Regions from separate parts of the Homo sapiens genome. Here regions 1, 2, 3 and 4 are each linked to region 5. Evidence: chromatin contacts called from ENCODE Hi-C or POLR2A ChIA-PET data. All regions are on one chromosome and are shown on one strand. The core of a region is the stretch at or near the end of the contact, and the rest is flanking DNA. Distances in the headings are between cores, read along the strand shown. Region 1 holds the start of PLLP (plasmolipin). Region 2 has its middle 3.8 kb from the start of TRL-CAG2-2. Region 3 overlaps CX3CL1 (C-X3-C motif chemokine ligand 1). Region 4 holds the start of MMP15 (matrix metallopeptidase 15). Region 5 holds the start of KATNB1 (katanin regulatory subunit B1).

What was found. A loop is a pair of places that touch in the nucleus more often than their neighbours do. ChIA-PET counts read pairs that join two places held with the same protein, here RNA polymerase II (POLR2A). Pooled maps may share reads with other maps.
Region 1: a loop to region 5 is called in a pooled map, with 2.9 times the contacts of the local background. The contact joins the promoter of PLLP here to the promoter of KATNB1 in region 5. A Hi-C loop is called at or near these places in 1 of 37 single-sample maps with no recorded cell type and 1 of 50 pooled maps. POLR2A ChIA-PET finds 5 or more read pairs at or near these places in 3 of 52 experiments (GM12878, T-cell and naive thymus-derived CD4-positive, alpha-beta T cell).
Region 2: a map of CD4-positive, alpha-beta T cell shows a loop between it and region 5 (5-fold over the local background). The contact joins the enhancer-like site here to the promoter of KATNB1 in region 5. A Hi-C loop is called at or near these places in 7 of 168 maps with a recorded cell type or tissue (CD14-positive monocyte, CD4-positive, alpha-beta T cell, CD4-positive, alpha-beta memory T cell and 2 more), 7 of 37 single-sample maps with no recorded cell type and 21 of 50 pooled maps. POLR2A ChIA-PET finds 5 or more read pairs at or near these places in 3 of 52 experiments (GM12878, T-cell and naive thymus-derived CD4-positive, alpha-beta T cell).
Region 3: a loop to region 5 is called in a pooled map, with 2.8 times the contacts of the local background. The contact joins the enhancer-like site here to the promoter of KATNB1 in region 5. A Hi-C loop is called at or near these places in 1 of 50 pooled maps. POLR2A ChIA-PET finds 5 or more read pairs at or near these places in 2 of 52 experiments (HepG2 and activated CD4-positive, alpha-beta T cell).
Region 4: a pooled map shows a loop between it and region 5 (7-fold over the local background). The contact joins the promoter of MMP15 here to the promoter of KATNB1 in region 5. A Hi-C loop is called at or near these places in 9 of 50 pooled maps. POLR2A ChIA-PET finds 5 or more read pairs at or near these places in 9 of 52 experiments (CD4-positive, alpha-beta T cell, Caco-2, H1 and 6 more).

Annotation. Positions count from the first base shown.
Region 1 is chr16:57,283,275-57,285,974 of GRCh38, forward strand. PLLP (plasmolipin) reads right to left here and starts at 1,398. Exons shown (of 4, transcript NM_015993.3): 1 at 1,132-1,398. The coding sequence starts at 1,266. RefSeq lists an enhancer at 476-1,137 and a silencer at 1,182-1,591.
Region 2 is chr16:57,302,984-57,305,683 of GRCh38, forward strand. No RefSeq gene overlaps it. Among named protein-coding and RNA genes, the nearest start is that of TRL-CAG2-2, 3.8 kb to the left of the region's middle. RefSeq lists an enhancer at 1,175-1,224. Within about 2 kb of position 1,293, at least 20 of the 41 ENCODE cell types and tissues checked have a DNase peak (open chromatin) inside an H3K27ac peak, as active enhancers do; they include GM12878, where a contact is called at or near this core.
Region 3 is chr16:57,376,066-57,378,765 of GRCh38, forward strand. The region is part of intron 1 of CX3CL1 (C-X3-C motif chemokine ligand 1); the gene reads left to right. Among named protein-coding and RNA genes, the nearest start is that of CX3CL1, 4.9 kb to the left of the region's middle. RefSeq lists an enhancer at 2,526-2,700. Within about 2 kb of position 1,311, at least 5 of the 41 ENCODE cell types and tissues checked have a DNase peak (open chromatin) inside an H3K27ac peak, as active enhancers do.
Region 4 is chr16:58,024,320-58,027,019 of GRCh38, forward strand. It overlaps MMP15 (matrix metallopeptidase 15), which reads left to right and starts at 1,435. Exons shown (of 10, transcript NM_002428.4): 1 at 1,435-2,193. The coding sequence starts at 2,032. RefSeq lists enhancers at 44-631, 632-1,217, 1,450-1,999, 2,550-2,700 and a silencer at 1,444-1,583.
Region 5 is chr16:57,734,413-57,737,112 of GRCh38, forward strand. It overlaps KATNB1 (katanin regulatory subunit B1), which reads left to right and starts at 1,358. Exons shown (of 20, transcript NM_005886.3): 1 at 1,358-1,443; 2 at 2,566-2,700. It overlaps LOC107984852 (a long non-coding RNA gene), which reads right to left and starts at 2,232. Exons shown (of 2, transcript XR_001752221.3): 1 at 2,024-2,232; 2 at 1-1,195. RefSeq lists enhancers at 1-186, 816-925, 905-1,199, 946-1,115, 2,484-2,553 and a silencer at 1,426-1,665.

The DNA of each region.
Region 1 (2,700 bases), core at 148-2,647, 450 kb before region 5:
ACAGAGATCTGAGAAATCCTGAAATGAGATAGCACTGACCCAGGTAGAGGTGGGCCCGCACCTGGAGAGGTCAGGGAAGGGAGACTGGACCTCAGCCCAGGGTCTGGCACCAAAGCAACCACCCTGCCCTCTAGCTTGGGCCTCGCAGCAGCGCTAGCACCCAGCAATAGGAGACAATGGGAAATGTCCACTCGCTGGATTGCTAAGAAATACAGGTCCTGGCCCAACTCCAATTCCACCTGAGTCCTCTGAAAATGTATCAGGCCCTCACCCACCCAGGGCACCCACCCAGCTTCCAGACCCTCACGAAAGGGTGGCAGAGGAAGAAGCTAACATCCGGGCCTGTGGCTGGTGTGGGAGTGGAGGATGTTCCCATGGGTCCGCCTCAGTTGGGGTCTGTACAGGGGTCTGGGAGAGAGTAGGAGTCTTGCCCCTGGCTACCCACAAACCCCTCCCTCCAGCGATATCTCGGTCCCGTGGGGCTGGCTAAACCGGCTGAAACCTGGCGGGTCACCCAGAGAAAGCTAGAAGAGCCCGGCTCCCGCGCGGGCGCCCACAGGGTAGTGCCTGAGTGTGCGTGTTGGGGAGTCGGATGTGCCCTCTAGATTAGATGAGGAATGTTCATGGGTGCGGCCACCCGGAGCCGCTGGGAGCGGGACAGAAGGTGGTCAGAGAGTGGACTTTGCCTCAGACTGGGTTCCCTAGAGGGCTGGGGGCACTGTCCGGGCAGAAAGAGGGGTGAAAAAGAGAGAGGAGGGAAGGGAGGGCTGGGAAGGGTTGGCGGGTTGTGCGCAGTGACTGTGGCTCCGGTGGGGGCTTCTGTGGCCGCTGGTAACCACCTTGGAGGGGGCACGATGGGGCACGGGCAGTGGGCACTCTGTACACGGTGCAGGGTGCTCACGCTCGCAGCGACGGCCACGGGGTAGTGTCGTGGTGAGAGGGATGCAGGGCGATCTTGGGGGCGTCCGTGCGGGAAGCGCCCTAGGGGTACGCGCAGCGCGTCGGTGACAGTGTGAGCCCGGGTGGGGAGCGCAAGGTTCGCGAAAAATGAACGCAGCGCCGGAGTCCCTCACCCATCCTGGCCGGACCGGGAGCCCCCGGCCAACCCCGTGGGCCCGCGCGTGCTCTCACCAGCTGCAGCAGCATGAGCGCCCCGAGGCGGGAGCGCACGAAGCCCAGGTCCGGGCGCAGCGCCGACACCGAGGCTTCGGCGCCCTGCGCAGGACTGCTGGTCCGCGTGCTAACTTTCGACGGGAACTCGGCCATGGCGGCTCCGCTTGCCTCCCGAGGTCGCTACGGCCGCCGTCGCCGCCCCTCCAGCGGTGGGTGCCGGCTCCCGCGCCGCTTTTCCCCCAGGCTCCGGATCCCTGTGTGGCTCCAGGCGCTGCAGGAGGCGTCGGGGCTGGGAGCCTGGGGCGCCAGGTGCGGCCGAGATCCCGGCTCCGCCCCCGCCGCCGGGGCCGCCCCCTTAACCCTTTGCTCGCCGCCGCCGCCCCAGCCGCGACCGGTTCGTGGGCAGCCGCGTCCACTCCCCGGACCAGTAAACAACCCCGGGTCCGTGAATCGGCTCCGCCAGCACCAGCCTAGACCGCTTCGCCGGCCTCCCCCGGGGCAAGCCGCCCGCTGGGAATTTCCCGGCTCTCGCCCAGGCCGTGGTAGCTTCCGCGCCTAGGGATAAACTTGTGGTAGCTCGCGGGGGACACCGCTCTCCCAGGCGCTTTCTACGCGCTGTGCACCCTCGGCCTAGGCCCCGGCGCAGCGACTCTTGAAGAGTCCCGGGAGAAGGCTGGATGCGGTGGCTCCTGCCTCTGATCGCAGCACTTTGGGAGGCTAAGGTGAAAGGATAATTTCAGGCCAAGAGTTCGAGACCAGCCTGGGTAACACAGTGAGACGCCCCCCCTCCCCCCGTCTGTATTTTATAGAAAAGAAAGTAAAGAAGAATCCTGGGAGACCCAGCGCGGGGAAGGGGAGGGTCTGGGTAAGCGGTGGGTAAGCGGTAGAAGGGGGAGGTCCTTTTCTGCCTATTAATGCTGTTTTCACTTCTGAACATATTTTATATAACTTAGATGATCGCGGAGCCTCAGTTTCCTCGTCTGTCATATAGATACGAAGGAAACCTGCCTCACAGAGCGTTGTAGGGAATAAATGAAATATTCCCCAGAAAGCTCCTGACAGCGTGAGGGAGGAGGGGTCACTCAGAAGATGGGAGGTCATATACAGTTTCATTGCCACACATGCACCCTAAAATACTTACACACACACACACACCTCTTGAGCCTAGAGGTTTGCACAGATAGGTCATCATGCATTCATCAACCAATGTTTGCTGAACACCTACTACATGCCAGGCCCTGTGGATACAGCAGGAAACGAAGTAGACAAGGCCTTCTTGGCTCCCACATTTTTTTTTTCCCAAATACCCACTTAAAAAGAGAGCCACTTAAAAAATTGTTTTTAACTGACATGTAATATTAGGTTGGTGCAAAAGTTATACGGTTTTTGCATATAAAAGTATAGCAAAAACCGCAATTACTTTTTCGGCAACCTATAATTGTACCTAAATATGGGGTACCATGTGATGTTTTGGTACCTGTGTACGTTGTGTAAAAAAATCAAATCAAGGTACTTAGCATATCCATCACCTCATACATTTATGGCTTCTTTGGGGTGAGAACATTCAAAATCCCCACTTCTAGCTAC
Region 2 (2,700 bases), core at 43-2,542, 430 kb before region 5:
AGGGCTGGAGTGCCAGGGAAAGGAGTTTGGATTTTCTTCTGTGATGGAGTAACTGCTGTGTTTTTGTTTGTTGTTGTTGTTGTTTTGACACAGGGTCCAGCCCTGTGGCCCAGGTTGGAGTCCAGTGGCACAATCTTGGCTTACTGCAGACAATCTCCTGGTCTCAAGCAATCCCTGCCTCAGCCTCCCAAGTATTTGGGACTACAGGTGTGCACCACCACACTTGGCTAATTTTTATACTTTTTGTAGAGACAGGATCTTGACACTTTGCCCAGGCTGTTCTCGAACTCCTGAGCTCAAGAGATCCTCCGGCCTTGGTCTCCCAAAATGCTGAGATGATAGGTGTGAGCCACTGTGCCCAGCCTGGAGTGTTTTAAGCAGGGGAGTGGCATGGTCCTGAGGGCCCTTCAAAAACTATCCCTTTGGCTGCTGTGTGGAGGATGGACGGCAGGCCAAGGGAAGAATTGGAAGTCCAGGGGGAAGGCCAGGGCAGGGAGGGTAAGAGATGATGATGGCTGGACCAGGGAAGTGGAGATTGCAAAAGGTGGTAGAATTCAAGATTCAGGATGTGTTTTGGGGTAAAACACACAAGCCCTGCTGGCTGGCTGGTGTGTGTGTGGGGTGTCAGGGTGGAGAGAGAGGATGTAGGGATGCAATAGGAGGTCACGAAGGCCATAGGGGAGCCAGGTTACTAGATGCTTGGTTTCCCTTGAAGGCAAGGGCTTTGAAGCAGGGGCTGCTAGCTTCCCACTTTCACCCCATTTTGCAGACCAGGGAGGTAAGGCTCAGGTGGGCTGAGTGACTTGCCCAAGGTCCTCTTTGGGGCAGAAGCCCTGCACTCTCCACCTCTGGGACCCTCCCTTCATTTCTTGCATCACCAACCTTTCTGAGTGCACATCATTTTAGAGAGAAGGGAACAGAGGTAGCGCCAGAGCTGGAGCCCACACCAGCCCCGCCCTGCCTGCTGCCCTCCTGGCCGGCCTGGGAGAAAGTGCTCCCTTGATGGGGCTCAGCACCAGGTTCCCACACAGCTCTGTCTCTTGGGTTTGGGTGGATGATCAGGTGTCCCCCCTCGACACCTTTCATGTGACACCCTCCTGGCCTGGAGGAAGCCTTGTACCCCTAGGTCCCTGAGACCAAAATTGGGAAGGGAGAAGGCCACCATTTCTGTTTATGTCCTGTTTCCACCTTATCAGCAGCCTAGACGCCAACAATGAGCCCTGTGGGACAGGCCTCACCCATTCCCTGCTCCGGACATTTGTCCAGCTTGGGGAAAAAAAAGTCCCCTGGGTGGAGCTTGAAAAGCCCACAAGCAGCTGGGGAAGCCCCGACGTGGCTCTTCCTGTACTTTGCCCTACTTTGCACAGATGAAGTCAGATGGCCAAATGAGGACCTAGTGTTTGTCCAGCCAAGGTGCCTGAAAGGGGTAATTCCTAGCATTCCTGGGACTTCAGCACACATCACCAGCCCTCCCAGGGACAAGTGTGGCAAGAAGCTGAGTATTAGTGAATGTTTCCTTTCCATCCATTACCTCACTTAATGTTCAGCACAGCACCACAACACAGGTCATCATTACCCCCATTTTACAGGAAAGTGAGGCTCAGAGAGACCACATGAATTACCCAGAGTCACACAGCTGATAAATGGAACTTGATTTGTCTGGCTCAAAACTCCTTGAGGCCAGGTGTGGTGGCTCACACCTGTAATCCTAACACTTTGAGAGGCCGGGGTGGGAGGATCGCTTGAGCCCAGGAGGTCGAGGCTGCAGTGAGCCGTGATCATGCCACCTCACTCCAGCCCGGGCAACAGAGTGAGATGCTGTCTCAAAAACAAAACAAAACAAAACAAAACAAAACAAAACCCCTTCTTGAATGCTGTGTGCCTAGCATTGTGCCAAGCACTTTCTTTACATTGTCTCCTTAATAAAGGCCATGAGGCCGGGCGCGGTGGCTCACACCTGTAATCCTGGCACTTTGGGAGGCCGAGGCGGGCGGATCACCTGAGGTCAGGAGTTCGAGACCAACCTTACCAACATGGTGAAACCCCATCTCTACTAAAAATACAAAAAATTAGCCAGTCATGGTGGCAGGCGCCTGTGATCCCAGCTACTCGGAAGGCTGAGGCAGGAAAGTTGCTTGAACCCAGGAGGCAGAGGTTGCAGTGAGCCGAGATCGTGCCACTGCACTCCAGCCTGGGCGCGACAGAGCGAGACTCCATCTCAAAAAGAAAAAAAAAAAAAAAGCCACGAGGGCTTGCCAATTCACATGGCAGGATGGACTTTGAGATGCTGTTTTTAGTCCTGTTTGTTTTCATTATTAAAGGAGATTTAAAAGAAAGGGTAGGATTTTCCCAGTAAGGCAGTCCAAGTAGCATGGCCAAGCTTTTGTTATTTAGGCTCTGGTTTTCTTGGCTGAGGGTGGAGGGCAGAAGCCACAGGGTGCCAGGAGCAAATGCCTGTTAAAGTCCTTGTTTGGACATCTTGACCACTGAGGGGAGAAGCCAGGCCAGCCCCAGGGGAATGGGGGAATCTGGAGGTGAAGTGGATGAGGCAGGCAAAGATGTCTAACAGGATGGGGTAGGGAAAATTTGGTCCCTCAGGAGCTGGAGCCAAAGACCCCAAGGTCCACCCTTGGCATAGAGGGAGTCAGGCGGCTCAATTTCTTGGCTATGAGTGGATCACGTGGACAGTGAGCATTTCAG
Region 3 (2,700 bases), core at 61-2,560, 360 kb before region 5:
CAGATGTGTACATGCTGGACACAGGGTCCAATACACAGTAGGTGTTCAATTAAAAAAAATAAATAAAACCTCTGATACTTTGTGTGCCTAATTTACCTGTCCATCAGGCTGGGAGCCTTCTGAGGCCAGAGGCATTCCTTGTTCATCTCACTGTACCTCACAGCACCCAGCACAGGGCCTGGCAAGAGGAACCAGCATTTGTTGGTTGACTGAATAAACAGAGTGATCTGATGGCATTTATTGGGATGGAAGCACTCTCTTCAAACTCAGCACCAGTGCCTATGGGAGAAAGAGCTCAAGGTTAAGGATAAGAGGGCCTGAGATTTTTGTATATACTCAAAAGTAATTCCAGCCAGTGTTGGCTGAATCAGGAAGTGGATGGATGGATGGATGGATGGATGGATGGATGGATGGATGGATGGATGGGTGGATAGATGGATGAATGGATGGATGGATGGATGGGTGGATGGATGGACAGATGGATGGATGGAAGAAGGGATGGGGAGGGGATGATGAGGGATGGATGAGTAGGTGAGATAAAAGGGGGCGGAAGATTGACAGGTGGTAGGTAGGGGAGAGGGAGTGGGTAGATGGATGAATGGAGATGAATAGGGGTTGGGCAGGAGGTGGCAGGTGGGCGAGGAATGGGTAGAAGATTGATAAGAGTGGGTGGACGGGTGGATGGATAGGTAGATAGATGCATTAAAGAGAGATAAGTAAACTGAGACTAATTTCATTCAATGAATATTGATTGAGTATCCACCTTGTGCTTGATGCTGGGAAACTATGATACCAAGACAGACAAGGTCCCTGCCTTCCTGACACTCCTATGACAGATAATATATGACTGGCTGGATGAGGCATTGTCTCCATTTACAGAAAGGAAAATTTCAGCTCTGAGAAGGGACAGGCTCCCCAGGTCAGTTAAACAATCTTCCTGGCAGAACCAAGAACTGAGCCGGGCCAGGACCATTCAGGGACCGTGGCAGAGGGTGGGGACTTTGGAGACAGGATGACTCTGTGGCTCTTTAAAGCCCTGGAGGTGGGCAATGGCTTTTCCCATCTTGGATTTGGGGAGCACAGAATGGACCTTCTTTCCTATCCATTGGGCAGCCTCCCTTGCCTCCTCCTGTCTCTGGTCACTCAGGGGCACCGTATTTTCTGGGGCTTCCCAAAGAAGACACCTGCAGGCCATTTTAGGGGACTGCCACCTGGCTCCACTCAATAGGGCCTGGGGAGGCTGCAGGTGAGTCAGTCTGAGGTTCCATTGCAGAAGGAGGGTGGCCAGCCCACACAGTGACTTTTATATCCTGGTTACTCAGAGAGAAAGGACAGCCCTGTGACCTGGGGAGCCCCTCCTGCACACAGCCCCCAACCCCCTGAAGCTACTAGTGCTTCTCCTTGATGACTCAACCCAGACCTGCCGGCCCTAAACCACCTTCCCACAAAGCAGGGTGGGCCAAAGCTAAGGGGGAGCGATGGAGAGAGGAAGCAGCAGACTCTACAAAGTCTCTCTGTGTGTGCAAGCGTGCATGTGCCTGTATTTGGGAAAGTGGTGTATGTTTGCATGGCCACATATATGTAAATATTTATGCATGAGCAGTTCGTGTTCTGGTGGAGCCCAGGGATGCCCTGGGGGTTTCCCAGGCTCTGAAGGGCTAGATAAGATCAGCTTGCTCTCTTGACTGCCCTGGTCTCCAGATGTTTGCAAAACCCTCTGGGGTCTTGCTTTTGCTGCATATAACCTTGACTCAGATCTGAAACTCAAGCTCTTCCTTGTTTTTTATACTCATCCTCCTTGAGCTCAAGCTAAGCAGAAGAAAATTTGCTGGAGATTATAGAGGAAGAGAAAAGGTGGAAATTCAATGTAAACAACTTCAAATGTTTATATCAAATAGTTGGGTTTATTTGTCCTGTCCCGGGGTTTCTCTCTGGTTCCACGTGACACTCAGCTACTGCCTGCCCCTTCCGCCCCACTCTGCCCCCACCTTATTCATACCGTCCATCTCCAACCCTCCTCCTTACTCTTCTTGCTCCAGGAATTTCAAATGCCTCTTCCCTCCTAGGCAGGATGACTCAGTACCTTTCAGCAACTGCTCTCGGGCTCATTCTGGCTCTCAGCAGCAGAACAAAGGATCATCTATTCAGCAGACCCCACCTTCCTTAGAAAGCAGTTGTACTTATATATTTTTTAAAAAGTTTATTGCTGGGCATAGTGGCTTACATCTGTAATCCCAGCTATTCCGGAGGTTGAAGTGGGAGAATCACTTGCGGTCGGGGTTCAAGACCAGCCTGGGCAACATAGCAAGACCCTGTCTCTTAAAAAAATTAGCCAGGCATGGTAGCAGGCACCTGTAGTCCCAGCTACTTGGGAGGCTGAGGCAAGAGATCTCTTTTTTTTTTTTCTTTTTTTTTTGAGACGGAGTCTTGTTCTGTCACCCAGGCTTTAGTGCAGTGGTATGATCTCAGCTCACTGCAACCTCTGCCTCCCGGATTCAAGCAATTCTCCTGTCTCAGCTTCCCGAGTAGCTGGGACTAAAGGTGCACACCATCATGCCAGGCTAATTTGTGTATTTGTAGTAGAGACAAGGTTTCACCATATTGATCAGGCTGGTCTCAAACTCCTGACCTCAGATGATCTATCTGTCTCGGCCTCCCAAAGTGCTGGGATTACAGGTGTGAGCCACCGCACCCGGCCAG
Region 4 (2,700 bases), core at 185-2,684, 290 kb after region 5:
TTACAGGCTTGAGCCACTTTACCTAGCCCCAAACTTTTTAAAATTGGCTAATCGGGACTAAATATCATGAAAGAGTGCGACGTGGTCGGTTAAACAAGGACAACCCCGTTGTCCGTGTCTGAAGACCACTGCACATTTCCCAAAAGCAAATTTCGAAGTGGAGAATTTAGAAACCAACTTCCCAGATGAAGGATCCCACAGAGAAGTGAGTCCGTGGAAATGATAGAATCGCCCGGTTCCTTTCTCTAAACTCCGACTTCCTTTCCCCAAGGACATCCCAGGAGGGTTCAAACGCGCCCTCTCTAAGGCACTCTGCCAGGTCTCCTGATTTCCAGTTTCCGGGAGGTGAGGCCGGCTAGGGTGCCCCGAGGGCCTGCTCTAGAGAAAACCGCCCTCAGGTGAGGACGGCTTCCATTTCCGGGTCTGAAGATAAGGAACAGCTTATCTTCGGTCTCCGCCCTCCTGCCTGCAACCCTCACCCACTGACCACGCCGGCCAGTCCGCCGCGCCAGGGCTGCCCTTGGCCTGGTCCCCGGGTCTCGGTGGACCTTCGACCCGGGCCTCCCAGCTCTGGCCTCCTGCATCCACCCCGCCCCGACCTCAAGCTGCTTCCGGAATAGAATGAAATCCAGCTCGTTAAGCTTCGCGGGGAGGTGTGTCCACCCGCCCCGCGCCGACTCCGGCCGCACTGTCGCACTTCACTCGCACCAGCCAGTGGCCAAAGTGCTTGGGCACCTATTGCGCCAGGCCAGGAGCCGGAAGTCTTACCTCGCCCTCACCCCAACTCTTTGCCCCACGTTCCCGATAAGAACATGGAGGCTCGGAGAGATTAATTTGCCCACGTGCAAGCGGCAGCTAAGGGGCGGACGCGGAACTTGAACCGTGTCCCTCCTAAACCTGCCCCTTGTCCGCCGCAACGCGCCCTCGACGCGCACAAAACCCTCACTTTGCTACTGAGGAAAGTTATTCAATGGCCAGAGACACCCTGCGGCTTTTGAAAAGAGGTTTCAGGCTGACAAATATCCATATATACATATATATTTATATTTAAGCCTAAAACGACTCTTTGATCCCTCCCCTAAGACCTCCTTCCCGTCCGCCTAGGCCTCGGTATCCCCCACCAGGTATGAGAAGGAGGAGTCTTCATTCTTCCCAGGCGGGGAGACCACGCCTTCCCTGCCTCCTCCCTCCGCGGGGGGTCGCGTTGGAGGTCACCCCCGCCCCCTAGGCGCTGGGTTGGGAGTGACGCGGGGTGGGCTGGAGAGGTTTCCTGCCGTCTGGGAAGCGTAAACGGACCGCCCACCTGTCGGGCCTCGGCCGCCCGCACCTGCTTGTGAGAAGCCTGCGGCTGGGGCACCGCCCCCGGTCCCCGCCCGGGTCCGCGCATTGGGAGCACACTGGCCCTTTAAGAGCGCGGCGGCCGCGGCGCGCGGGGAGGAGGGCTGGGAGCGCCCGGAGCCGCGCTGAACTCGCCGGGGACGTCGGGCGCCCGCTCCTTGGCTGGCTCGCTTGCTCTCTCGCTCGCTCTCTCGGGTCGGCTCCCTGCGCCTCCTCCCGGGACTGCTTGGGGACCCGGGCCCGGTCGGGCGCGGCGGCGAGCAGAATCCCCGTGCAGGAGGCGCGCGCTCCGGGCAGCGCCCGGCCCCGGGCATGGACAGAGGGAGCTGGGCGCGCAGGGAGCGCCGCGGGACCGGGCGGCCGGAGCGCTGAGCCAGACAAAGGCTCCGGAGTTGCGCTTGCTCTCGGGAGCCGGGCCCCAGGCGCTGGGCGCCGAGGCTGCGGAACCTCGCCGGGGGCAGCTCCGGTCGGCCCCCTTTCCCGCCGGCTGGTTCCGAGCTCCCGGACCTGCCCTGCCCGCTTCTCCTCGGGCTTGGGAATTTGCCGAGGCGACCTAGGCGGCTCCGGCGGGGACCGGGAGCCCGAGGTCCGCGGCGCGCCTGCCGGGCCAGGAGCCAGGGAGCGTCGCAAGTTTCCAAGGCGCGTGCGAGGATCCGGCGTGCAGTGTTCCGAGCTGGGCTGGGCGCCGAGAGCATGGGCAGCGACCCGAGCGCGCCCGGACGGCCGGGCTGGACGGGCAGCCTCCTCGGCGACCGGGAGGAGGCGGCGCGGCCGCGACTGCTGCCGCTGCTCCTGGTGCTTCTGGGCTGCCTGGGCCTTGGCGTAGCGGCCGAAGACGCGGAGGTCCATGCCGAGGTAAGACCCCCGCCCTGCCCTTTGGCTGCGGGCTGGGGGCTTGGAGGGAGAGGCGCCACGTCCGCAGGCTGGGACTTGGAGGTGGAGGGAGCGGAGACGCGCCCCCTGTTCTGGGCCGTGGCGGGGAAGCAAGCGGACTTGGCAGTCTGCCCCTCCCCAGCTCGCCCTCTGCAGCGCACCTCTTCGCAAACCCTTGAGGGCGCAGGGCCTCGCTCTCCTCCCCGCTACTCCTACAGCCCTGTTCTGGGCACTGAGCCCCCACCCCGACCCCCTTACATTCAGCCTGTGTCCCGGGAGCCGCTTCCGCCGCCCCCAGCCCTTGCCTCCCCTCCTTCCTTCCCTCCAGGGCAGCCGATTCCTCGAGAGCCCGGCTGGCGCGCAGTGGCGCTCTTTGCGAGTGGGGAGGGGGCTGCTCTCGGGGACAGCCACAGGCGGAGCAAGAGCTGGGCGGCTGGGCAACTGCGCTCCTGCCCAGGTGGCCTCCCGTCTGGGTGATACCGAGCCGCG
Region 5 (2,700 bases), core at 108-2,607:
TGCGGTGACTCACGCCTGTAATCCCAGCACTTCGGGAGGCTGGGGCGGGTGGATCACCTAAGGTCAGGAGTTCAAGACCAGCCTGGCCAAAATGGAGAAACCCCGTCTCTACTAAAAATATAAAAACTAGCCTTAGCCCGTCGTGGTGGCGGGCGCCTGTGGTTCCAGCTACCCAGGAGGCTGAAGCAGGAGAATCTGAAGCAGAAGGCTGAAGCAGAAGGCAGAGTGGGGACTCCCCCACGCTTTGGCTTTCAGAACAAGGGTTCGAATTCTGGGGCTATTACTTTCTGACCGTGTGGTTTTCTGCAAGCATCTTAACCCGGGCCTCAGTTTCCTCATCTGTAAATGGGAACAGGAATTCCTACCTCTTATGGTTGTACTGGGCGTTATGTGAGCCCAAGGAGCCCTGACCTGCGGTGAGAGGCTGGAGGCCGAAGGGCAAGGTTCGAGGGGCTCTGGGTGCCTGGGACAACCTCTGGGCAACAGGGAGAGGCGGCTGCGGGGCCAAGTCCCTCCTAAGCGGCCACGCGAGAGGCCCTGAGTCGAGAAGGGTTACGGCGCTTCCCAGAGCCCACCCCGCCCAACGTGTCACAAATAAAGCTGGCCTTTCTCCGATTCCCTGATTGCAGCCATTCAGGGAGCAGCCCCTTGCCCACGCATCCATTAGTCGAGGCGGTGGCTGCGTGTGCAGTGCTACAGGGTTCAGCGCCTGCCTCGGCTCCGGAATCAGGCTGTTTCCTTCTAGACCTCCCATGGGGGATTCAAGCCGGCGTCCGGGTCAAAGAACAGGGACAAAGTCCTCCTGCCACGGGGGACCATCTGCAGGCAAAGTGAAGAATGAGGAGCTTCGGCAAAATGCCGACTAAGGCCTCCTTAGGTTTTGCCCCACTCCAAGATGGAAGGCCTGAGGCTTCACACTGCCCCCGAAGTTCCTTTCCCATTGGCTATCTGGGAATTGAGTTTTCCAATAATGCGGACGCTGATTGGTCAATCCAGGACGGTTGCTCAAGCCATTGGCGCAGCCGCCATTGGAGGGCGGCTCTCAAAAGTTTTCAGACACAAATTAGGTTCGAGGGAGGAAACGGAGAGGAAAGGGAAAACTTGAGACGGAGGCGGGACTAAGGAAACGGCAGCTTGCATTGGTTTATTAGAGGCCAAGGGGCGGCTCTTGAACGTTCCTTCCTCTTGATTAGTCCTATTTAGGAAAAGAGGGCGGGTACTGAGGAAAAGCGGCAGAAGCGCCTGCTTCCATTGGTCAGTCCTGGCAGGAGGCGGAGCACCCGCGGCAGCTGATTGGTGCGGGAGGCAAGGTGGGCGGGGCTCTGAGCCGGAGGTTTTGTTGTGAGGGTCGGTTGTCAAGCAGCGGCCAATCAAGGCAGGGGATGGAGGCAAGTGGGGGTCGCGCCTGGAGCGGAGCCTCGGCCTCCGGAGCCGCAGCTGCAGGTGGAGTGGGCAAGGGGACGAGGTGGCGAGGGGACGGTGGGCCCTGGGCTGGGCCGAGCCAGGCGGGGCTGGCTGGGCTTGCGGGCAGAGAGCTCTGAGCGTGGGGAGGCTAGAGCCCGTACTCCGCAAGCAGAGGGTTGGGAGGATCAGCCGTGGCCGAGGGACCTGCCCCCGCCCCCGGACGAGAGGGGTCGGGGTGGAGGCCGGAGGGGGCAAAACCAGGGAGGCCGGAAGCAGAGCTGGGGGTCTGCAGAAGGACAGGTAATGAATAGGGAGAAGAGAAGTAGGAGAATGAATGAATGGGAGACCCCGCGAGCATATGGGAAAGGGCAGTAACGGGAGTCTGGCGAGGCAGGGGCCACGTGAGGGATATCGGGAGACAGGATGTGCATAAGTGGGAGACTCAGGGGGCAGGGAGAAAAGGGGGTGTGAACGGAGGACTAGAGAGGCAGACCCGGGGACCCAGGAGAAAGGGGACGGAGGGGAGCGGGCTCATGGGAAAGAGGTGAAGTGGCTGTGGGAAGGAGGTGGGAGGCTCCATGAGGAGGCCTTTTAGAGTTGAAGAGTCATAGCCACTTACGCCCAGACTGGAGGCCTAGTTCCTAGCTCTGTCCTTGGGAATCGCAGGGAGCAGGAGCGGTTCCCTTGCCAGGAGCTGGGGAATTGGACCATCAGGGTCGTCTTCGAGATTCTTTCCAAGGAGGACTTCAGTGGCCGTCTCTGGGATGCCTTTCCTAGGCCCCTAAGCTTAGCTTCTGACTCCGCTCTCCCACATCCCACACGTCAGACAAAAACAACGACTCGCAGGAAATCTATGTGAATTGCAGACACGTGGTCTTCTCCGCCCCACTGCGGCTGCTGCACTTTAGGCAGCCAGCATCCCGGAACAGAGCTGCAGCTCATTATCCTGGCCTCTGGGAGGAGTTTCTTTTTCCTTACGTTCCAAATCACCCTACCTGAGGTGCCCCCTCTGCAGATTCCCAAACCTAATTTGCAGTGCAGCTTCTGACTCTGGTGGCTTTGGTGGGTGTCAGTCTTTATCAAGTGGTCTTGGTGATCCAGGGAGCAACAGCTCTTACCAAGCATTTTCTAACATGACGTCACCTCTTGTTTGTATTGCAGCCCTGTATTGAGCTGAGATGGCTCGAGCCTAACATTCCATGATCCAGGATCGTGACAGATGTGCACAGGCTGCTGCTGTTGCTGCTGTGGGTAATTTGGAACCACGAGGCACCCCAGGGCCAGAAGACGAGGCAT